Regions from separate parts of the Homo sapiens genome. Here region 1 is linked to region 2. Evidence: read pairs that join two places in POLR2A ChIA-PET (ENCODE). Cell type or tissue: Caco-2. All regions are shown on one strand. Each heading gives the region's core, and the rest is flanking DNA. Links, peaks and the distances in the headings are about the cores only. Region 1 overlaps LINC01622 (long intergenic non-protein coding RNA 1622). Region 2 overlaps FOXF2-DT (FOXF2 divergent transcript).

Evidence for each region. Peaks named below come from ENCODE experiments on the same cell type or tissue, not always from the same donor. Only the 100,000 strongest peaks of a DNase experiment are listed, where the experiment ranks them.
Region 1: POLR2A ChIA-PET joins it to region 2 with 13 read pairs; 3 of 35 experiments call an interaction of 5 or more read pairs at or near these places.

What each region holds. Positions count from the first base shown.
Region 1 is chr6:1,060,643-1,072,459 of GRCh38, forward strand. The region is part of intron 1 of LINC01622 (long intergenic non-protein coding RNA 1622); the gene reads right to left. Among named protein-coding and RNA genes, the nearest start is that of LINC01622, 35 kb to the right of the region's middle. RefSeq lists an enhancer at 5,491-6,690. In Caco-2, for the core only: no CTCF peak of the experiment used is centred there; DNase peaks (open chromatin) are centred at 5,552, 7,539 and 9,539.
Region 2 is chr6:1,341,623-1,353,439 of GRCh38, forward strand. The region is part of intron 1 of FOXF2-DT (FOXF2 divergent transcript); the gene reads right to left. Among named protein-coding and RNA genes, the nearest start is that of FOXQ1, 35 kb to the left of the region's middle. RefSeq lists an enhancer at 7,030-7,679. In Caco-2, for the core only: no CTCF peak of the experiment used is centred there; no DNase peak of the experiment used is centred there.

The sequences.
Region 1 (11,817 bases), core at 2,441-10,440, 280 kb before region 2:
CTATATAAATAGATATATCTTCCTACCTATGTATCTATCATCTATCTATCTATGCATGTTTGTCTGTTTATCTATCTATGTAACTATCTATCTATGTATCCATCAATTTATGTATCTGTCTGTCTGTCCATCTATACACACAGTGGTCCAGGATGGGATGAAGACTGCACGTCGCACTTGGCTGCCATGTCTCTCCTCCCCTCCTCTGAGGAAGAGCTGCTCAGTCCTTCCATATCTTTCATGGCCTCAACATTTTTGAGAACAACAGCCACTAAAGTGTCCCACAATTTGGGTTTATCTGGACCTGTCCTGTGATTACGTTGAGGGTGTGCATTCTGGACAGGAATCCCGCAGAAATGGTGTCTTCTCAGTGGCTCACCCGGCAAGATGGGTGATGTTGCAGTGTCTTACGGCTGCCCAGGCTGAATCAGCTCCCCTGGCGGGACGGTCTTCCTGGCTTCTCCACTGGAAAGTTCTTGTTTGTGCTTATAGTTTCTGACTATTCTGTAGTGAAAAACTCTGAGATAGGCAAATACCTCCTTCCTTATCAAACTTTCCTCCACTGGTTTTAGCACCCATTGGTGATTCCTGCCAGAATCAATTATTACTATTTTGTTTCCAAATGGGAAATGTTTAATTTCACATCTCCTTCTACACTTAATTGTTGGCATCCTACTATCAGGATAACTTTTACTTTTTCTCCCATGTATTTTTTTTTTTTTTTGCATCACAGTAAACTCATGAATTCTTATTTTATTCAGTGGGTTATAATCTGTTATTATCACTTATTTTGATGCTCAGCTTATCCAAGATCTGGCCAGTGGTTTCACCTCTGCGTGGCTCCTGCATCCTTTCTACGCCCCCATCATTCTTGGACATGTCCTTACTTTCTGGTAAAAGATTTTCCAAGCTAATCTTGGAATTACCCTGCCTCAGCCTGGAATCAGCCATTTTTCCAAGAAATTCTGCATTCTTTTAGTGGAGAATGTTATTTAGAAACCAGTATGTGGATGCTGGATAAGCTCATTGCTATTGCTGTACGTTCATTGAGCTCTTCAGCAGAGGGAGCTAGGAGGTATACGCTTATATGCATATCCCCCCAACACACACACAGGCAAGTATGTCTATATCCATCTCTAACTGTGTATACTAAAAACCTTGAGTTCACCCAGATACCACCGATTCCAACCCAACACCACAGGGTTTGTTCTAGCCTCCCCACTTTCTGCACTTACAACTCTCTTCTTCAATGGTGAGGAACCTGACTCCCTCTGTCCTCAGCACAGTCACTCACCTTCTCAATCCCATGCATGCACAGTCTCCAGGTTGGTCACCTCCTCTGTCGTCCCTATGCTGGCCTCTCCTCATCCCCTCCTCAGCCTCAACCCACCAGGCCTTCTCTGAGCTTCTCTCCTGGGCCCCAACCACTCCCACTGCCTCTGGCTGCCTCTGGAATCTCACCTCGTTGGCCTCCTCCAATAGATATTATTTAAACAAAATAAAGAAAAAAATGGAAGCAATGGGAAGGATAACATCTTTATGTGAACTCTCTTACAGCTGACCCTTGAACAACACAACAACACAGGTTTAAACTGTGCAGGTCCACTTATATGCGCATTCTCTTCCATATCTGGTACCCCTGAGACAGCAAGGCCAACTCCTTCTTTTCCTCCTCCTCCACACAATTTTCTTAATAACATTTTCTTTTCTCTAGCTTATTTTATTGTAAGAATACAGTATGTAATACATACAGCATACATAACGTGTTAGTCGATGGTTTACGCTCTCAGTAAGGCTTCTGGTCAACAGTAGCTGTTAGAGTCAAGTTTTTGGGGAGTCAAAAATTGTATGTGGGGTTTTGACTTGCAGGGGTCACCACCCCTAAACCCTGCATTGTTCACGGCTCAACTGGTGGATGCTCCTGGAATCTTGCTCTCTCTCTCTCTAATTTGTGGTTATCAAAAGTATGTAGAAGAAAAAGTTGTCTCCAAATCTGGAGGGTAAGAGGATTAGGGTGGGGAAGGTATAGGGGTTTGGGAGTGCTCTCTAGGGATTGTCTGGAAGCTGCCCCTACCTTCAACTGAGAATAGCTTCTCTAGATACAATTACTGCTTCTCGAAAGTTTCTCATTTACCACTGAAGTTAAATAAATAGAATTTGTATTTTTTGGATTCTATGACAATAATGATAACATTTGTCATAGATGTAATATTAGCTTTGCAGGGGAAAATCCTCTTTACCTTAAATGTGTGTATTAGACAGGATAGGACAAGCTATGCTGTGGTAACACACAAAGGCCACAGCATTCTTTCACATCATCACGGTTCATTCCTTTCTCAGGTCACAGTTGAATGTGGGCCGGGCCGCCACTCTCCTTATGCGGGGATGCCCTCTAGAGCACAGGTCCCCCACTGTCAGGGGAAGAGGGAAATGAAGGAGGCTTACTAGCTTTTAGCTGCCTCAACCTGAAGGCGATGCACAATGCCTTTGTTCTTATTTCATGAGTCCAGGAAAACTGCAAAGAAGGCTGGGAAATGGAAGAAAGAGCATGGATATTTAGTGAGCACGAAGGATCTCTCCAGACTGTGTAATTGCCTAGTTACAAATACATTAAAATGAAGAGGCTTGGAATTGAGGAAGCATGTTTTAGTAATAACTAAAACCTTCTGACTCAAAGAGAAGTTGTAAACATTAGCGTCCGTTAGAAATTTAGCAGAATTTTGTTGTACTTTTAAACTTAGAAACTTTTAATGTTGGACACATGCATTGTTTTATTTTCCTTCACCAACATTTGCTGCTAAGCTGGTAGCATCATGCTCAGCATGCATACATACATACTGCTGGACTTTTGCTCAAGGATCTATGCCTCATGGTGAGTTATGCCTAGTGAAATCCTTGCCTTTACCCAAGCACGATTTTCTTCTGTGCATTCAGAGCTATGCAAAGATTGCTTCTAAGACCAGGTGTATTTTTTGTCAAGCTTGCTGTGTCATAACAATCCCCCACTAAACAGCTTGGCTTTTAAAGTGGACACAGAATGGATCTAACTCGAATGGAATTTCAGTTGACTTAAGAAGCAAATGTAGGATTCAGCTTGAAACTGTCACGAAGTCACTCCCACAGAAATCAAGGAGCAGATCAAGCCCAAATGTGCTTTCTGCTAAGAAGTATTCTGAGTTGCAAATCGCTCCCTCCCTGGTGTGTGACCGCTCTGTGCACCTCTCTCTGGAGTCCTGAGTCACTGCCTGGGCAACTCTCAGAGAACTCTACGTAGACACAGAGAACAGATAATACACTTTTATAAGTCAGTGAATCAATGTCGATTGTTGCTCAGGGCATGTCAGGGCTGTAGGAACCATATAAAATTATACAGGGCGTGAACCAGGCACAGAACAATAGAAAGAGAGGTCATGTGTTTTCATATTGATGATTAATAAGAAAAATGCAGGTTTTATTTATCCTGGGGACACGCCAGCCCACGGGCACTATGGGGGTGTGTGAGGTCCTTTGTAGTGAAAACCAACAAGGAACGAAAATGTGTAGGAACGACCTTCCTCCTTTTCCAAGTCAGGCAGCCTGCCGATAACACTGTTGGTGCGCTGTGCACCTCTGCTTTACTGCCTCCTTTCAGGCAGGTAACAAGCTTGGAAAAAGAATGACTTGCTGGACTGATACTGACTGTCATGGCCTCCAACACTCATGAGCAAAAATTCTCACATTCAGAGAGTCAAAGGCAGAGGGAAGATTTGGCACAAACTCTTGTGTTGGCAACATCAATGATCCTGGGATAGCCCTCTGAGATACACACAGGAGGCCCGTCCTCAGAGCTAACGTCTGCACTGCCCTTTACAAAGTACTTTCATGCCCCTTCTCTCTAAAATTCCTCCCCGTGGTCCTGTAAGGACAGAGGTCAAGTGTCCTCACCCTCTACCAGATAAAGAAGCACACAAAAAATTATAAGATTTGGGACTGGTGCACGATCAGGCAGCTAGTGAAGGCCAGGACTTGTAGCCAGGTCTTCACACTCCAAAGGCATTGTCGTCATATCATTCTGGGTCTCTGTGCTCAAGTGTTCTTGCTCTAAAGCAGGTATCACAAAATCATACACCTCCAAGATCCAGGTAGGGAGGGCAGGTGAGGGAGGTTGGCTGGAGGCTGGCTGGGAGGGCCCAGGGCAGCAGGACAGAGCCTGTAACACTCTGAGGTGCCTATGCACTCAGCTCCTGCAGGTCTATGCCCTGTGCAATGCAGGCCCACTGTTGCCAGGTCCTCTAGACTTCAGGAGAAAAACCAAAAACCCAACATTTTGACAGCTTTCTATTTGCAAGTGTTTGTGTTGGAAACTAATTTGATTTGTTCTTTAAATCACACACCGTTGAACTGAATTTGGTTTATAGGTTGCAACCCCTGCCTTGCAGTATCTTTGGAATTTCTGTGGGCAAAGAGTTAGATGAAGGATAAAAGGAAGACAAAAACAGGGACAGGGAACCCCAGAGGAAATGTAAAAACATGAGCACCTCCTTTGGAAAGGTAAGATCTGAAATAAAGTTGAAACAAAAGAAAGGATCAAGATGGGAGTAATTCTCCCTTGTCTGAAGGAGGAACCTAAGGGAAGTCTTGTACTGCATGGTCTTGGAAGAGAGCCTGCCCCTCAGCTCAGCTCATGGAAAGAAGATGCTAAAGATGAAGGAAGATAAATTGAGAAGAGATTTTTTGGTATGACTGTGTCAATAGCCTTAAGAGTTTTGTACATTCAACATACCTGGCTGGGCGCAGTGGCTCACACCTGTAATACCAGCACTTTGGGAGGCTGAGATGGGTGAATCACTTGAGGTCAGGAGTTCGAGAACAGCCTGGCCAACATGGCAAAACCCCGTCTCTACTAAAAATACAAAAACTAGTCGGGTGTGGTGGAGGCTGCCTGTAATTCCAGCTACTCAGACGGCTGAGGCAGGAGAATCCTTGAACCAGGGAAGTGGAAATTGCAGTGAGCCGAGATCATGCCACTGCACTCTAGCCTGGGTGGCAGAGCAAGACTCCGTAAAAAAAAAAAAAAAAAAAAAAGAAAAGCCAATAAAAACAAAACAAAAGAAAGAGAAGATGGAGAGGCAGTATGATAACCACGAAAATATGAAAATATCAAGCATCCATTAAACACTTGCTTCACACTGAACACGGTTCTAAACCCTAGATATGGATCCAACCATATAGCCCTCACAAGCCTATGAAGTACTTACCAGGATTATGCCCATATTAAAGAGGAGAAAACAGAATTGTCTTTAGGCCATGGAATTTGCCCAAGGTCAGCCACCTTGGTTGGGGCACCCATGAAAGTCTGACTCTAAACATGTGCTTTTACCTGCTTTACTATTCTACATTCTGAGGGAATAGAAGGTTCCCAAGAATGAAGAGATCAGACGGACTCACACTGATTCACGCATGACCCCCTCCTCCAGGAATGTCGGAATTCCTACAGAAACTCTTGCCAAGGTAGGATCCCGTAATCTCATCTGAGTAGACAAAGTCTTGACCAGATGAGCCAGATCCACAATGTTAAGGATTACGTCCGCGTCTATTACCCATCAATTCCACAGTGAGTGTTTGCAGAGGACTTGCTAAATCATCAAGCATAAATCGTGGCTCTTATCCTCAAGGAAATTGGGGAGATAAGATTTACACTAAAGAGAAAAGAGCAAATAATAGAATCACCACTCCAAGGCCCATCAGGATAGAGGAGGAAGTGGTACATTGGCCAGGGGAAACTAGCCCTGATTTATACAAGAGTTTGGGGAGCAACTAACCTTTTAGGCTTCTCAAAGAAATAGCAAAATCTTGAAAATAAAACTCAAATGCGTACCTTTCTACTGGCCTCATTAGCTAGGTGAGCAGAGGTGTGCTGGGGAGTGGAGGGACGCAGGGGTATGGATCCCCCTCTCCTCTCTTCACTTCTTTCTTGATCTGTAGATGAGGCCTTTGGCTCTGGCCTCTGCCAGCTTTGGGACCTGCCAGTGCAGCTGATAATGCAACAGGTTTCAGAGGACGTGAAGCCACCATACTCTGCCCCCGTCCCCAATACTGTGGGACTCCTTTCAGATGGACTAGATTAAACTAGAGGGCAAGAGGAAATTGAAGAAAATACTCGATTCCAAGAGAGCCGTTCTTCAAATTTCATAGTCATAAACCAGGAGGAGCACGTGCATAAATCTGGTCTGATGTTCCACAGCCAGGCAGTGAGCTTGAAAAGAAACAGCCCTGAGCATGCCGTCAGCAACAGATGTTCTACAGCAATTCTGTGGTTGTTAAATAACAATTTACAATGACTTATCTAGTTTCATTGACATGACTGCCCTCCGAAATCCAATTGCACGCTAGCCCTGTTGTCTTAAAATGCATTGGTCAGGAGTGCGTTGAAAGTACAATGAAAGATCTTAAAGGAATAAGTTTAAAAAAATTCTACAAGTAAAGAAGAAAGCATGGAAGCTCCTGAGCCTTGGCCTGGTGAATTCTGAAGACTGTGTGACCGTGGATGTGTCGGCCCATCTCTCAGAGCTTCTGATTCCTCAATGCAAACTCAGTAAGAATGATACACACTTTGCTCTATGGCTGGAATGGCTGGTTATGAGGCAGGTTTGTGAGAGTCCTTTGACGTTTTGTAGTACCATTAAAAGATGGAGATATTAGAAAGGCATCAGCTTGAACTAAGAGATTGCCCCTCACAGTCAAAATTTACAGGAGCAATTTTCCCTATTGGTGACTGGAATATTCTAAGATGCTGGTTTTTATTGACTAGAGGCCTGGAATAGGAGCCACAGATTCCACAGTTCCTGCCCAGCAAATACCACTCTGCCTGCACGTGAGGAAACACACACACATCCCAGACACACCCACAGCCATGACCAGCATGAAGGAGCTGACCTTGGAGCATGTCATCCCCAGGAGATTCAAAGCTGGTTCGAGGTTGGAGCAATGTTGGGCACACAGAACCCTCTTCATCAATGCAAGAATGCCTAAAAGTACATGGTGATCGCTGTTTACTCATAACAGTAAGAAGAGACAGATGTTACCCTGAGACCTTTCTAGCTTCTTGATGAAGGCATTTCTAGGGCTGTAAACTGCTTTGGATGCATCCCAAAGATTTTGGAAAGTTGTGTCCCTATATTTATTAATTTCAATTAAAAAAATTTCTGCCATGATTTTGATGCTCACCCAAGAGATATTCAAAAGTAAGTTATCTAATTTCCATATATTTGTGTAATTTTCAGAGATCTTCTTGGTATTTAATGAGATCTGAACCCCAAACCTCATCTTCACACAATATCCCCATGTAATAAATCTGCTCATGTGTCCTCTGTATCTAAAATAAAAGTTGAATTTTTTTAATTTAAAAAAAGAATAGACACATGAGTTTCTGGGAAATGAAGTGATTATTATATAGTCAACTTTAGAGAAAAATCGACACTAGCCACTGGGTCTGAGCGAGTCGAATGAGTGGATGTGCACGTGTGTGTGTGGTATGTGTGTGGGGTGACTTATCAGGTTGTCAGCATGTCAATGAGCAGACGTCCTTCTTCCGTCAGGGTTCAGTAAGTGGTAAAAGCTGACAGTCATGGGTAAAAAATAATAGAAGGTGAAACCAATGCAAGCAAACAAAGGTTGACTCACTGATGAAAATTATCTCCAAAGATAACATTCTTAGAAAAATAAATAACTCCAGTTGATAATGAAGTCATCAGGAACATTAGAGTAGCCTTTTTTTCGGATAGGATATAATTTTCTGAATTCTTGTTCTTTTTTCTTAAATTACAGTGACCACTGATACACACACAATTCTGAAATGTGCTCTACCATGCACAGAAGAGGCCCAGCTGATCACCCCACCCACCCGCTCTTTCTAAATTCAAGGTTATCCTTATGGGTGATTCTTTTCCTTTTCCATTAAAAAAGGCAACTCAATTTCCCAGCCGAGTCTTAAGCGGAGGTTTTTGGTGTTCTGTGTTACCGCATCCATCTGTTTTGTAGCTATGATGGCTGTCCTAGATGTAAGAAATAGAAACACACTCAGTTACCATGATGAAAGGGGGATATATTTTGAGGTCACACATACCCTGGGACTGGGGTTAGAACAGACATCAGGCGCGGAGGTAGGCGGAGGTGCCCCCGTCTGTCTGTCTGTGTCTCTCTGCATGTGTATATGTCTCTGTGTGTGTGTCTGTCTCTCTCTCTCTCTCTGTGTATATGTGAGTCTCTCTCTCTCTGTCTCTCTCTGCATGCGTATGTCTGTGTGTGTGTCTCTATCTCTGTCTTTCTGTGTGTCTCTCTCTCTGTATCTCTCTCTGAGTGTGTATATGTATCTGTCTCTATCTGTATGTCTCTCTCTCTGTGCGTGTGTATCTTTGTGTGGTGTATTTGTGTCTGCGTCTGTGTGTGTGCCTGTGTTTCTGTATGTGTGTCTGTGTGTATGTGTCTGTGTGTCTCTGTGTGTCTATGTGTGTGCATGTATGTATGTGTGGTGTAGGTGTGTGTGTCTGTGTGTGTGTTGTATGTGTGTCTCTGTGTGTCTCCGTGTGTGTGTGCATGTGTATGTGTCTGTATGTGTGTGGTGTATGTGTGTCTCCGTGTGTGCATGTGTGTGTGTCTCTGTGTGCGTGTCTGTGCGTGTCTGTGTGTGTCTCCCCACTCTCATTATGTGCTCAGCAAATGCCTCCCTGTCAAACAAGACTCTATCTTCTGCCTGCCTGACCTGGACACAGCATCTCTCCAAAAATAAATGAAGGTGGTTTCACTGAATTTCCCAACATCCAGTGGATTAACTAAAGTTAATTTATAAAGATTTGTTTATTATTCTGCAGGGGATTCTTGAAATGCTTTATCCTGCTAGGGTTGTGAAGATGAAACATTTTTCTTTTTATTTGGCTGATGTTCTAAAACAGTAATAGTGACCCACGCAAAAAGGATCAAACCCTCTGAAAGATCAAAATAATCTGATGCTGCCCAGATAATTGACCAACTGTCTGTCACTGGAGTAAGCTTCACACTGACTTTGGTGTACTATCAGTGGCCCCATCTCTAATAATTAAGCTAGAGATAAATGTTACAAGTTACATCATCCCTGTGCTGAGAGGGCAGTGGTTTGCCTGCATTTCCCATTTCTCAAAGGGAAGGCCCCACGGCCGCCATTGCTCAGCCCTGGACTGGAGCCCCTCAATTGTCTGGAGTGGCAGTGGCGGCCAGTGAGTGGAGGCCTCAGCCACTTCTATCCGTCCTGTGACCACTCCATAGAACAGAGCTGAGCTTCTAAACATCCACTTCAATGTGGATGGGCTTTAAAATCTCCCCAAATTTTAAATGAACTCATCTTAGACCTCTCTAAGTGAGGCTTCCCATTCTCGAGCTTTCTACAGGGGAAAGCCCGAGGCAGGCTCGTTATTTATTCTCTGTTTACGTTTCCCCGAAGCGAGGTAGCCGTGCCTTCCAGGGCTCTGCTTATACATCTCGTGTGTGATAAGCTGGGCGCTGGCAAGTGTTTGCAGGACTTGTCTTCCCGGTGTTTTACGGCTGTCTGCTGTGGTTTCCAGAGAGCACAGCTTATCTGTGAACTACTTTGGCTCAGGCCCTTTTGGTTCCAGTCTGTCCTCACCAGCATGCAGCCACATCTCCCTGCGCAGCTGACACAATCAGATAAAACTAATCATGAGACCCTCTCCACCCCGGCGGTGTTTGGCCCTTGGATGCTTGAAGCCGCATGGCTGTGGTTAGGGTGACCAGCCAGGACTGTGCTGGCACAACACTGGGAGTCTCGCATCCTGGGAACACCTGCAGTGCTGGGCAAACTGGGATGCTTGGCCTCCCTGTTGCTGCTTCCCTGGGCAGCTGGTGAGTGTCCCATAAAGCAAAGCACCCTAAACAGCACTGTATCCAGGAGGGTGGTCGGCAGCGGTCCCTGACCCTAGGCTCCAGAAAGCACCAAGCTAGGGAGCAGTGAACTGGGACTGGAGCCGGAAAAAATACCAGGAACCAAAGAAAGTTGCTGCTGTTCCTGTCTCTCTCCCATGGATCAAGTCATCTCCAACTACTGAATCAGAGACTACTTCACGGACACTTCCCAGACATGAACTCAGTGCCTTCTGAGCACTTAGAAGGCCATCTTCCTGCAACATTTCCACTTCCTCCCCTCCAGTAAAGGCAAAGGGATCCCAAACCAAACAAGATTTGCTTAAGGTTTAATGTGCACGCTCAGAGCTACTGATGGCAACCCTGCCCATTGCACCACAGTGTCCCCAAAGGAAAGGGTTAAGGTCCCCACCTGTCTTCAAGGAAGCTGCAACCCAGGAACCCACTAAGACATAGGTGGGCAAACAAGCAGCACACAGGGCTGGTCGGGAGTGAGAATTCACATTCTTGCAGTAAACAGTGAGTATCACCGGAGTTCAGAAGAGGCCAAGCTTTCTTTCTCAAGCGTGAAAAGTGATTTTTTTTTTTTTTTTGAGACAGGGTCTTCTCTGTTGCCCAGGCTGGAGTGCAGTGGTGCCATCTTGGCACATTCAGCCTTGACCTCCTGGGCTCAAGCCATCCTCCCACCTCAATCTCTGCAGTAGCTGGGACCAGAGTTGTGCCCCACCATGCCTGGATAATTGTTTTTGTACAGAGAGGGTCTCACTACGTTGCCCAGGCTGATCTCGAATTCCTGAGCTCAAGCAATCTGTCCACCTTGGCCTCCCAAAGTGCTGGGATTACAGGCGTGAGCCACTGTGCCCAGCCAAAAAAAAAAAAAAAAAAAGTGATGTTTGAGCTGGGCATGGAGAGGGGAGGACTTTGATGAGCTCACACAAAGGGGCGACATTTCAAGGGAAAGAAAGAGCTTGCCTGAACAAGTGGAATGTGCATGCTCAAGCAGGGTTTAACTGGTATACAGTAGGCACTCAGTCACTGTTTTGTTGTTGGGTGGGGGACTAAGTATCTGCAGATTAGCAAATGCCATGTCATTCACCAGAGCTTTCAGTTTCAGCCACTCTAGCCAGGGGTAGGAGAAGGCATCACACTGTGAGATGGGGCACACCTTCCCCATCTGGGAGCAGACCCTCCACAGAAATGCAGCAGACGGGGGCTTCCAGGGCACCATTCCCCATGCGTTTCTGAGTGGGCCTTTCCATGTCTCTTGGCAGAAGAATGCTGGGGAGTCACCCTGGGCCATGTGGCAATAGGGGTTGCGACACAGCCATTTGTTCCACACACAGAACCCTGCAGATACAGCCTCACCGTCCAATTACCAGGATGACTGGGGAGGCAATTACCGTTGACTTGGCCCTCGTTTAATTAAATCCACACCTGCCACATGGCGCGGCATCACCCATGTATAACCAAAGCTCCTCAGCAGCCAAAGGAGTGTGGCCTGGAGGAGAGAGGGCTGGAGAGTGGCCACGAGATAGGCCACCAGGGTGATTTCCTCCCCACAACCCCCAGGATTCACTGCTTAAAACAGTCTTGAAACCAGCAGATACCTCCCAGCCACTATAAAGGCATTTGGCCACCACTGGGGCCTGGGAGTCCCACCCAGCAGCTCTCAGCCTCATCAGGCCAGAGAGCACAGGTGGGAACATTCAGAAAACATTAGAACTAGAAGGTATCGCCAAGGTCATGTGGGGTCAAGGCTTCCAAATGGTATGCTCCGGATCTTGGGGACATCTAAGCAAGTCTCTGAGTTACTAAAATAGACCTCCAGACCCCTGCATGTGTCAAGAAAGGGCCTCTATAGAGATCCACTCATGTGGCCTAATCTCACATTTTAAAAAGCTGAAGATACTGAGGTCAGAGGGCCCT
Region 2 (11,817 bases), core at 1,670-9,669:
AAAAGAGTTAAACAAACTGAAAATCAACAACTCTTCTTAGATCCATCAAAGAATTGCAGTCCCAGGGAAAACTGCTGCCCCCAAAATGGAGAGACAGATAGGCAAATACAGAGATTCACATTGTACTGGAGCAGAGGCCCAAGAAAGAAAACAGCTTCAGGAACCAGTACCAGTGTCTCTTACCCAGCACATCATGCCTGGCTTTTAACAAGAGATTAGGATGTGTATGAAAACTCTAAAAACACAGAAGAAACAGAGCAAGCATCAGAACCAGACTTGGATATTGCAAATATATTGGAATTATCAGACAAGGAATTAAAAAATACTGTAATTAATATGCCAAGGGTTCTAATGAAAAAAGTAGGCAATATTCAAGAAAAAATGGGTAATGTAAGCATAGAGATGGAAACTCTAAGAAAGATTCCAAAGAAAATGCTGGAAATCAAAGATGCTACAACTGAAATGAATGCCTTTGATGAGCTCATCAATAAACTCCATGGCCAAGGAAAGAATCAGTGAACTTGAAGATATGTCAGTAGAAACTTCTAAAACTGAAATGTAAAGATCAAAAAGAAAATTAAAAGATAGAACAGAATACCCAAGAACTGTAGGACAATTACAAGAGCTGTAACATACACATAATGGGAATATGAGAAAGAGACAAAAGAGAGAAAGCAACAGAAGAAACATTTGAAACAAGAATGACTGGTAATGCTTCAAATTTAATGACAGACACAAAACTTTACAGCCAAGAAGCTCAGAGAACACCATGCAGAGTAAATACCAAAAACTGTACAATTAGGTACATCCTGTTTAAGCAGAAGAAAATCATAAACAAAGAGAAAAATATTGAAAGGAGAAAGAAACACTTTATCAATAGAGGAGCAAGGATAAGTATTACACAGGACTTCTCTTCAGAAACTTTGCAAGCAAGGAAGGTGTAGTGAAATATTTAAAGTGTTGACAGAAAAATAACAATAACAACACACTAGAATTCTGTACGCTGCAAAATTGTTCTTCAAAAGTAAAAGAACATAAAGACTTTCTCAGAAAAATAAAGATTAATTTATCTCCAGTAGGCTTGCCTTGCAAGAAATGTTAAAAAGAAGTTCTTCAGAGAAAAGGAAAATGATACAGGGAAGAAAGTCATTAAGAAAGGAAGAACATTAGAGAGCAATTAAGTGAAGGTTAGTTTTTTAAACTTTTCTTAGGTCTCACTTTGTTGCCCATGCTGGACTGCAGTGACACAATCTCAAGGCTCACTGCAACCTCCCAGGCTCAAGCAATCCTCCCACCTCAGACTCCTTGGTAGCTAAGACTACAGGTGCATACCACCATAAGTACCTAATTTGGTTTACTTTTTGTAAACATGGGGTCTTACTGTGTTGCCCAGTCTGATCTCAAACTCCTGAGCTCAAGTGATTCTCCTGCCTCAGCCTCTCAAAGTGCTGGGATTACAGGTGTGAGTCACTGCACCCGGGTTAATTTTTATTATTCTTAATTGATTTAAAAGATAACAGTTTGCTCGAAAAATAATAGCAAAAAGCCATTCTGTGATTGTAGCTTATGGAAAAGTGAAATGAATGACGGAAATGTTATACAAAATGGGAGAGGAGAATTGGGAATACTCTAAGGTACTTGCACTACCCATGAAGTGGTATAGTGTTACTCAAGAATGCCTTGGAATAAGTACCTATATTTTGTAAACCCAGGGCAACCACTAAAAAAAGTTGTTTTTTAAAAGTGTAAGTGACATGCTAAGAGAATAGGAGAAAATAGAACCATATAAAATGATCAGTTAAAACCAGAGAAGACTGAAAAAGAGTGAAAGACAAAAAAGAAAAGAAAAAAGAAAGAATAAACAAGGGCAACAAATATAAAACAGTAACAAATATGGTGGGTATTCATCCAGCTATGTCAGTAATCATTTTAAATGTGAATGGTCTAAATGAACCAATTAAAAGAGAGAGACTGTCAGGACCCAACTATATATCATCTATAAGAAACCCACTTTAAATAAAAAGACACAGATGGATTAAAAGTGAGGGGATGGAGAAAGATATACCACACTAACACTAAGCAAAAGAAAACTGGCATAGCTATGTTAATTTCAGTAAAAGCAGACTTCAGGACAAGGAAAATTATCAGGGATAAAGTGGAGCATTCCATAATGATAAATGGGTCAATTCTCTATGAAGACATAACAATCCTTAATGTGTATGCACTAACTACATAGTGTCAAAATACATGAGACCAAAAGTGATAGATCTGCAAGAATAAATAGGTAAATCCACTATTATAGTTGCAGATGTCAACACCCCTCTATCAGGAGTTGGAAGATCCAGCAGGCAGAAAATCAGCAAGGGTATAGTTGAACTGAATAGCATCATGAATCAACTAGATAGAACTGACATTTATAGAATACTTCATCCAACAACAACAGAGAACATATTCTCTCAATTTCACACAAAGAGTTCACCAAGATGGACCACGTTCTTGGCTATAAAACACACCATAACAAATTAAAAAGAATAGAAATCATACAAAATCTGCTCTCAGACCACAATGGAATTAAACTAGAAATCAATAACAGAAATGAAAGCCCAAAATCATATGATTAAATCAATAAATGAAGAAAAAGCATTTAACAAAATCCAACAACCATTCATGATTTAAACTCTTAGCAAACTAGAAATAGAGGAAAAATTCCTCAAATTGAACAAAAAGTTCACACACACAGAAAAATCTATAGCTAAAGCCATGCTTAATAGTGAAAAACTAGTGGTTTTCCCACTAAGATCAGGAAAAAGGTGAGAATGTCCACTCTTACCATCCTTATTCAGCATCATACTGGAAGTCCTAGCTAATGCAATAAGACAAGAAAAGGAAATAAAAAGTACGCAGATTGAGAGAGAGGAAATAAAACTGTCTTTGTTCGCAGATGGCATAACTGTCTATGCAGAAAGTCCCGAAGAACTGACAAAACACTCCTGCAACTAATAAACAATTACAGCAAGGTTTCAGGATGCAAGGTTAATACACAAAAATCAATTGCTTTCCTATATACCAATAAGAAACTATTGGAATTTGAAATTGAAAACACCATGCCATTTACATTAGCACCCAAAAAACATGAAATACTTCGGTATAAATCCAGCAAAATATGTACAAGATCCACATGCGGAAAGCTATAAAACTCTGATAAAAGAAATCAAAACAGATCTAAATAAATGGAGAGATGTTCCATGTACATGGATGGGTAGACTCAATATTGTTAAGGTGTTAGTTCTTCCAAACTTGATCTATAGGTTCAACATAATCCCAAACAATATTATTGCAAGTTTTTTGTGGATATAGACAAATTGATTCTAAAATTTTAAGATTGACCCATTCACACAAATTTGTCTATTCATCTTTTGGTGGACACTTATGTAACTTCCACTGATAGATGGATAGACAAACAAAATGTGGTCTATGCACACAATGGAATATTATTCAGCCTGAAAAAGGAAGGAAATTCTGGCATATGCTACAACATGGATAACCTTGAAAACATTATGCTAACTGAAATTAGCCAGTCACAAAAGCACAAATACTGTATAATTCCACTTACATGAGGTACCTAGAATAGGCAAATTGATAACAACAGAAAATAGAATGAGTATTGCCAGGGATTGGGAGAGGAGGAAATTAGAAATTGTTTAATGGGTACAGAGTTTCGCTTTTGCAAGATGAAAAAGTTCTGGAGATAGATGGTCGTGATGGTTGCAAAACACTGTGAATGTACCCACACTACTGAACTGTATCATTAAAAAAAATGGTTGATATGGAGCTGGGAGTCATGGCATATGCCTGTAATCTCAGTGCTTTGGGAAGCTGAAAGGGGAGGATCGCTGGAAGCCAGGAGTTCAAGACCAGCCTGAACAACATAGTAAGGCCCCCATCTCTACCACAAAATAAAAATAAAAAATAGCTGCATGTGGTGGTACATGCCTGTAGTTCCAGCTACAAGGAAGGCTGAGGTAGGAGGATCACTTAAGTCCAGGAGGTCAAGGCTACAGTGGACCATGATCACTCCACTCCACTCCAGCCTGGGTGACAGAGCAAGACCCTGTTTCTTAAAAATAAAAAACAAATTTTAAAAAAAAGTTAATATGGCAACTTTTATGTTATGTATATCTTACCACAAATAAAATTTCAAAAATTAGTAGGAGGATAAGTAGATATTTGACAAAAACTGACAATATAGTTACTTCTGGGGAGAAGGACTGAGGTCCAGAACCAGAAAGATTTTTCACACATTTTTAACTCAGCATTTTCTAACCATATGCATTTCTCAACTTTTCAGTTTAAAAGAGTGGAAGGGGATTGCCAACGACCCCCACATCCCTTTCAAACAGAAGGGGTAGTTAAGAGCCAGATAGGGGTTTTTGTTTTCATACACGTGTTAATCTTTAAATGGAGATCCTGTATTTAGGGCTTAATTCTCTTATTTACATCACTGTAAGTGAAACTTTCTCAAAATTTAGGAAAGCCAGTTATTCATAGGAACCCAAAGGCTCAGTCTTTGGCACATGAAAATAATAAAGCTTGTCTATCCATGGTATTGTTCCTGTTGTTTTTAATAGTAGTGATAGAGTTTTACATATTCATCTCTGCCCTGTCCACCAGGCTTGTGTCCAACAATAACAACTGATGTTTACTGAGGGCTATTTCTTAAGCACAGTGTTTAGTTCTTTCACATATCTCCTTTAATATATCTCCTTTTAGATACATAGATAGATAGATAGATAGATAGATAGATAGATAGATAGATAGCTCTCCAGTAATAATTGGATAATCCTAGGGTCCTAGTGCTACTATGGTCTTTTACACATAAGGAAGCTGGTACATAGGAAGGTAAATAACTTTGCTGAGGCCTTGCTGCATTCAGATACAATTTTGCAGCCACTCTGCTATGAATCCGATGCCTGTGTGTTAAATCATCACACTGTGCTGCCTCCAGCAGCTTTTCAGGGCAGGGATGGCATGAAGCCTATTGCTGTGAAACCTGCAAGGACCGCTGGACCACAAGCCTTCCAGCTTGCTCCCTGTGGTGTCCCACAAATCACACAGCATCTGTCACTAAGTACCTGAAAGACTTAGTGAATTAGCCAGGCTTGCCATAACCAAGAGCTATTTACCTAAGAGTGCAAGTAAGTGGATGGCTCTGGAGGAACTGAGTGTACAAACCCCTCTGACATCCTAAGTAACTAAGAAAGGACTGCTGGAAACCATCCGTGGCACATCTGCCACTCTTTCACCCCAGCTCCTTGCACTCATTAGCGGGACATTCTAACTAGGGCAAGACTTGTATAATCCAACTGTGTCTTTGTAGGGTGTGCTCTTAACTTCTCACCAGTGATGAGTCATTACTAATCGCCAATCATCACATGAAGCCAAGATGCCCCTTAAGGGAGTAGCTAAGTATTTTAGCAAATGCTGTCAACTTAGCATGTTTGACAAAAGTAATGTAAGTGGAAGGACACACTTATCACTGCCTTCTTCCCTTGACCCACAGGAGGGTCCAAAGTGGAAACCTCTCTTCAATATAAAGGCTGCAACCAGTGCCCCCCCCACCCCTAGCTTGTAAATAACACAGCACACCTACCTAGTGTTCTGAGGCAAGGATGAACACACACACTTGTACGCACACTCAGCTTCTCATCTAACCACTTCCCGCTTCTGTCCCTCCACTCAACCAGTCCCCTAATGTCTTCAGGGACTCTTAACATAAAATGCTCAAAGCAGGAAGTTAAACATGCCAGACACATCATCAGCACCATGTGGAGCCAAGCATTTGCTAAAGCCGCAGCTTATAATCAAGGTGTTTTTAAAAAGTATTATTACTGGCCAGGCATGGTGGCTCAAGCTTGTAATCCCAGCACTTTAGGAGGCCAAGGTGGGTGGATCACCAGGTCAGGAGTTCAAGACCAGCCTGGCCAATATGGTGAAACCTCGTCTCTCTTAAAAAATACAAAAATTAGCCAGGAGTGGTGGCGTGTGCCTGTCGTCCCAGTTACTCAGGAGGCTGAGGCAGGAGAATCGCTGGAACCCAGGAGGCAGAGGTTGCAGTGAGCCGAGATTGCGCCACTGCACTCCAGCCTGGGCGATACAGCAAGACTCCTTCTCAAAAAATATATATTATTATTACTGATGGCAGATTACTCTGCATAATTATCCGGTTTTGCTTAGGTCTTTTCTCTGATGGATCAATACTGAAACTCTGACTTTCCTAAACACACGTATTCATTCATGTTCATGGAGTTCTGTTCTGATTTTTCTAGGAATATAGGTTAACTCATCATGCCCATTAACTTATGAAAGACCAGCGCTACTATACTTCCACTGCGTAATGCAAGACATCCTTATCTTTTCTCAGTTCTGCACACACACACACACACACACACACACACACAGGCGATGCTGCCCATGCATTCTTCCAAGCAGGGCTGGATCTTCACTCATGTGGGCCTGTGGACGTGAGTGGTCTTCACTCATGTCTTCTCAGTGATAGTATGGTGCCCACCATGCCCCACAGCCCACAGTGCTTCCGTGCCTTCTCACAACATCACAACAGTATCAGAGATGAGGGATGAGCTCCAGGCAACATGATAAAAACATCATTGTCCTGAATATAGCACCATTTGCTTAATCAAAAGGAAAAGGGTAGGTGAGCTTGGATGAAAAAGAGATAAGAAACAGGGGCAAGAAAAGCAACATGCAAGAGTAATAGCCCAGAACCCCCAAACAAATGTGCCAGGCCACACATCTGTCCTGGAGCTTGGGAGACAGTGGGTACCCCTGTGTGTATCACACTCCCACACACACCTGCTAAGGATGAAGGTTTAGAGACAGCCATATGGTCGGGAAGTGTTACTACTCATATTAACTGTTTAGGGAATCAGGGGGAAGCAGAGAGAGAGTTCAAGAAGTTGACCAAAGACCACCAGCCAGGTGCAGCAGAAACCTGCTGTGTCCGTGCTAAGACTGCTATAGGGTCCTCTAGGATCTCTCCCTGAATTTGCAGGTCATTCAGCACAGGAAGGACACTGAAGTAGCAACAGCAAGGCATGAGTCAGATAGTAGAGGGCTTTGGGCTTCTCCTTATGCCTCCACTCAAGAGTAAAGAGCTCTTCAAAGTCTTGGGTGACTAAACATTTTAGAGTGGCCACTTGAGGCTGAATACACAGGACAATAGAATGTCTCTTAAGAATCCAAAAGGACTTCCACAACACAGCAGTGAGCCTGCCTGCAAAGCTCTCCCTGCCCTTTCATCACATCCTGAAGGCTTGTGCTTGGCAGGAAGCAATGGCTGTAGGAGGCCCTGCCAATTGTTTCAGCCATCACCGCTTTATCATAAGCACAGCTGCATGTTTTGGCATCCACTGAACAACTCTTCTCTCTTGAGTCTAAAAAATAGTCCTAGGAAACATGGAGAGCCAGTGCAACATTTAATTTTTTAAACTATGAAATAGTTTGGTTCACATGAAAAAGAATACTAATGTATCTCTGCTGTGACTATGAAAGTATATTTATACGGCTGTAGAAAGCAAAGAAGAAAGAGAAAACTTTAAATGTAAAATTCTTGAGGATTGTAGAATAATGGATGGTTTTGTCCCCCATAAATATTTCTTAAGATGTCACCTTCAAAAATAACAAATGCAACACATGTTCACCACAATCTCTGAAACTATGCAAAGATAATAAAGAAAAAGCTAATATGCTTTTCCACACATCCTCTCCCCATTTATTCCCAAAATCTCACTACAACCAACTTGACACCCCAGGATTTGCCTTATACACCTGTCCCCATACTCAAAGGAAAATATAGACACATAGGAGCTTTCAGTTGTTATAATTTTAGGAAAATTGAAGATAGATGGATAGATAGAGACATAGATACCCACATTTATGTGCTCACTCTCTCTATATATATATAATTTTTCTCATTTAAAACATTGCCACACTCCTCCATGTCAAGAGACAACTAAAACTCTTTCTTCTGAGTAGTTTCACAACATTCCATGGTACAAATGTTCTTCTTGTTATCAGGTTTTCACTGTTAAAAACAATGCAGATAGCACTGTGAATGGCAGTAATGACCTCCAAAAATTCTCCCCTTCATATAAGCAATAAATACATTGGGAAAACTGTCACAATCAACTTTTCCTGACCTCTGGAAATTAACCAAGCCTTGCATTAATCCAAGGATCCTTTACTCGTGTAAACAGCTGAATCTAGGCAAGAACAGAGAGTTCTGTGACATTTTTAATTGCTTATTCCCATCTCCTCCTCCCTTGCTCTTTGGTAGCCTTAAAAACCAATAGCCAGCAATCACAGTAAAAACCAGAACCACTGAAGAAGGAAGAAAGGGATTAAACTTCCTTGAAAGCCCTGTTCCCAGAGAATTGTCATTATGCAACTTGTCAGGTTGGTCTTTGAAATATCCCACTCCCAAAGCTTGTCCTTATTTGACCTGATTCAAATAAGATACAAACAGTGCAAATGACCTTTTCTGGGATGAAGGGGGAGGCACTTGTAGAAAACAGATCAGTAGCAATTGTTTCACATAGTGACTGCCTGAAGCAGTGACAACAGGTGGAACGAAAAACAGGCTAACTAAAAAAATAAAAAGTAAAAGCTGAGTAATGAAATGTCCACAGAAGGCTGACATATTCTTGGGACTCTAGGAGGCTACATGCATGTGTAAGGCTATGTGCATATCCAGGGCTGTGAGCATTCTCAGAAAAGACCTGAGAAGTTCCCAAATTCTTGTCTCTGGCTGACCTTGAGGCTCTGTGCAAGCAGCAAGTGATGGCTAAGGTGGACACGAAAACCACACAACTGACTAATAAAGGCATGCCCCAAAACACACAGAGCCCCTTGGCAGAAACTAGAAAACTTATTGGTTCCAGATAGTTAAGGGATTTGCTACCCAATCATTAGCTGATCTCCAAACTAACTGAGCAGAGATTTCAGCAGCCACACATGACAAAGAATCTGGACTTGACACAATTAATTCTGAAAAGCCACTAAACAAACAAACAAACAACAACAAACCCTGGGTGAAGAGGGAGAGAAAAGTTGATTTATAGAGCTGCCACATTACATAATTTAAAATGTCCAGTTCTTAAGAAAAAACTATAATACATGTAAAGAAACAATAAGTTATGGCCTAAACACAAGGAAAAAAGCAATCAAAAGAAACTATACTTGAGGAAGCCTAGACTTTATATTTACCAGAGAAACACTTAAATCAGCAATTTTAAATATCTCCAGAAAACTAAAGGCAACCATATCTTAAAAAGTAAAGTCTGAAAATGATTTCTTACCAAATACAGAATATCAATAAAAAGATAGAAATTTTTTTTAAAAAAACAGCAAATAGCAGTTCTAGAATACAAAAATTATAAAAACTGAAATGAAGATTCACTGGAGGAACTCAACAGCAGATTTGAGCAGGCCAAATTAAAAATCAAGATTCTAAAATATACATTAATAGAGGTGATCCAGTATGAGGAACAGAAAAGAAAAAGAATGACAAAAAAATGAACAGATTCTCAGAAACTTCTAGGACATAATGAGGCATATAAACTACATGCATAATGGGAGTCCAAAATGTAGAGTAGAGAAAAATATAAAAAGCATATTTGATGAAATAATGACCAAATAGCTAAAAATTTGATGCAAAACATTAATCTACACATCCAAGAAAACTCAGCGAACTCCAAGGAGGATCAACACAAAGAAACTGAGACCAAGATACATTGCAAACAAACTGTCAAAAGACAAAGACCAAGACAGCATCTTAAAAACAGCAAGAAAGAAGCAACTCATCATATACATGAACTCATAAATAACATTAACAGCTGATTTCTCATCAAAAATAATGGAGGCCATAAGGTAATGGAATGACACATTTGAAATGCTGAATGGAAAAGACTGTCAACCAAGAATTCTACATCCAGCAAAACTATTATTCAAACACGAAGCAGGCATTAAGATAAACAAAAACTGCAAGAATCTATAGCTAGCAGACCTGCCCTACAATAAAAATTACAAGAAGCCCTTTGGGCTAAAATAAAAGGACACTAGATAGTAACTCAAATCCACAAGAAAAAATAAAAGTACTAGTAAAGCTCAATACATAGGAAATTATAAAAGAGAGTATAATTGCATATTTTGTTTGCAACTCTCTTTTTTTGCCTACTTAATTTTAAATGCACTCCATAAAGCAATAGCCATAAATCTGTGCTGATGGGCATACAACATACAAAGATGTCATTTGTATAACAATAACAGGACAAAGGAGAGGAGAGTAAATGGAGCAATATAGCAGCAAACTTTTTATATATTACTGTATTAGTCCATTTTCACACTGCTGATAAAGACATGCCCAAGACTGGGGGAAAAAAGAGGTTTAATTAGACTTACAGTTCCACATGGCTGGGGAGGCCTCAGAATCATGATGGGAGGCAAAAGGCACTGTTTACATGGCAGCAGCAAGAGAAAATGAGGAAGAAGCAAAAGCAGAAACCCTTGATAAACCATCAGGTCTCGTGAGAATTATTGACTATCACAAGAATAGCACAGGAATCATGGACCCCATGATTTAATTACCTCCCCCTGGGACCCTCCCACAACATGTGGGAATTCTTGGAGATACCATTTAAGTTGAGATTTGGATGGGAACACAGCCAAACCATATCATTCCACCTCTGGCCCTTCCAAATTTCAGGTTCTCATATTTCAAAACCAATCATGCCTTCCCAATAGTCCCCCAAAGTCTTAACTCATTTCAGCATTAACCCAAAAGTCCACAGTCCAAAGTCTCATCTGAGACCAGGCAAGTAAGTCCCCTCTGCCTATGGGCCTGTAAAGTCAAAAGCAAGCTAGTTACTTCCTAGATGCAATGTGGGTATGGGTATTGGGTAAATACAGCCATTCCAAGTGGGAGAAATTTGCCAAAACAAAGGGGTTACAGGGCCCATGCAAGTCTGAAATCCAGCAGAGCAGTCAAATTTTAAAGCTCCAAAGTGATCTCCTTTGACTTCAGATCTCACATCCAGGTCACACTGATGTAAGAGGTGGGTTCCCATGATCTTGGGCAGCTCTGCCCCTGTGGCTTTGCAGGGTACAGCCTCCCTCCAGCTGCTTTCATGGGCTGGCGTTGAGTGTCTGTGGCTTTTCCTGGTGCATGGTGCAAGCTGTTGGTGGATCTACCATTCTTGGGTCTAGAGGACAGTGACCCTCTTCTCACAGCTCCACTAGGCAGCCCCTCACTCAAATTAATCATCTAAACTTCCATCTTAAAGAACTATAAAAAAGGAAAACAAACTAAAAACAAAGCAGAAGGGAGGAAATAACAAAGACTACAGTGGAAATTAATAAAATAAGAAGTAGAAAAACAATAGCTGAAATTCACAAAATAAAAAAGTTGTTTCTTCAAAAGATCAACAAAATTAACAAACCTTTAGCTAGACTGACCAATATAAAAGAGAGAAGATTCAAATTATTAAAATTAGGAATGCAAGAGGGGACATTACTGCTGGACCCCTTCCTTACACCATATTAAAAAAAATTAACTCCATAGACATCCAAATACAAGAAGCTCAAAGAACATCTGGGAAATTCATTGCAAAAAGATCATCACCTAGGCACATAGTCATCAGGTTATCTAAAGTTACGATGAAGGAAAAAATCTTAAGAGCTGCAAGACAAAAGCATCAAATAACCTATAAAGGGAAATCTATCAGAATAACAGCAGATTTTTCA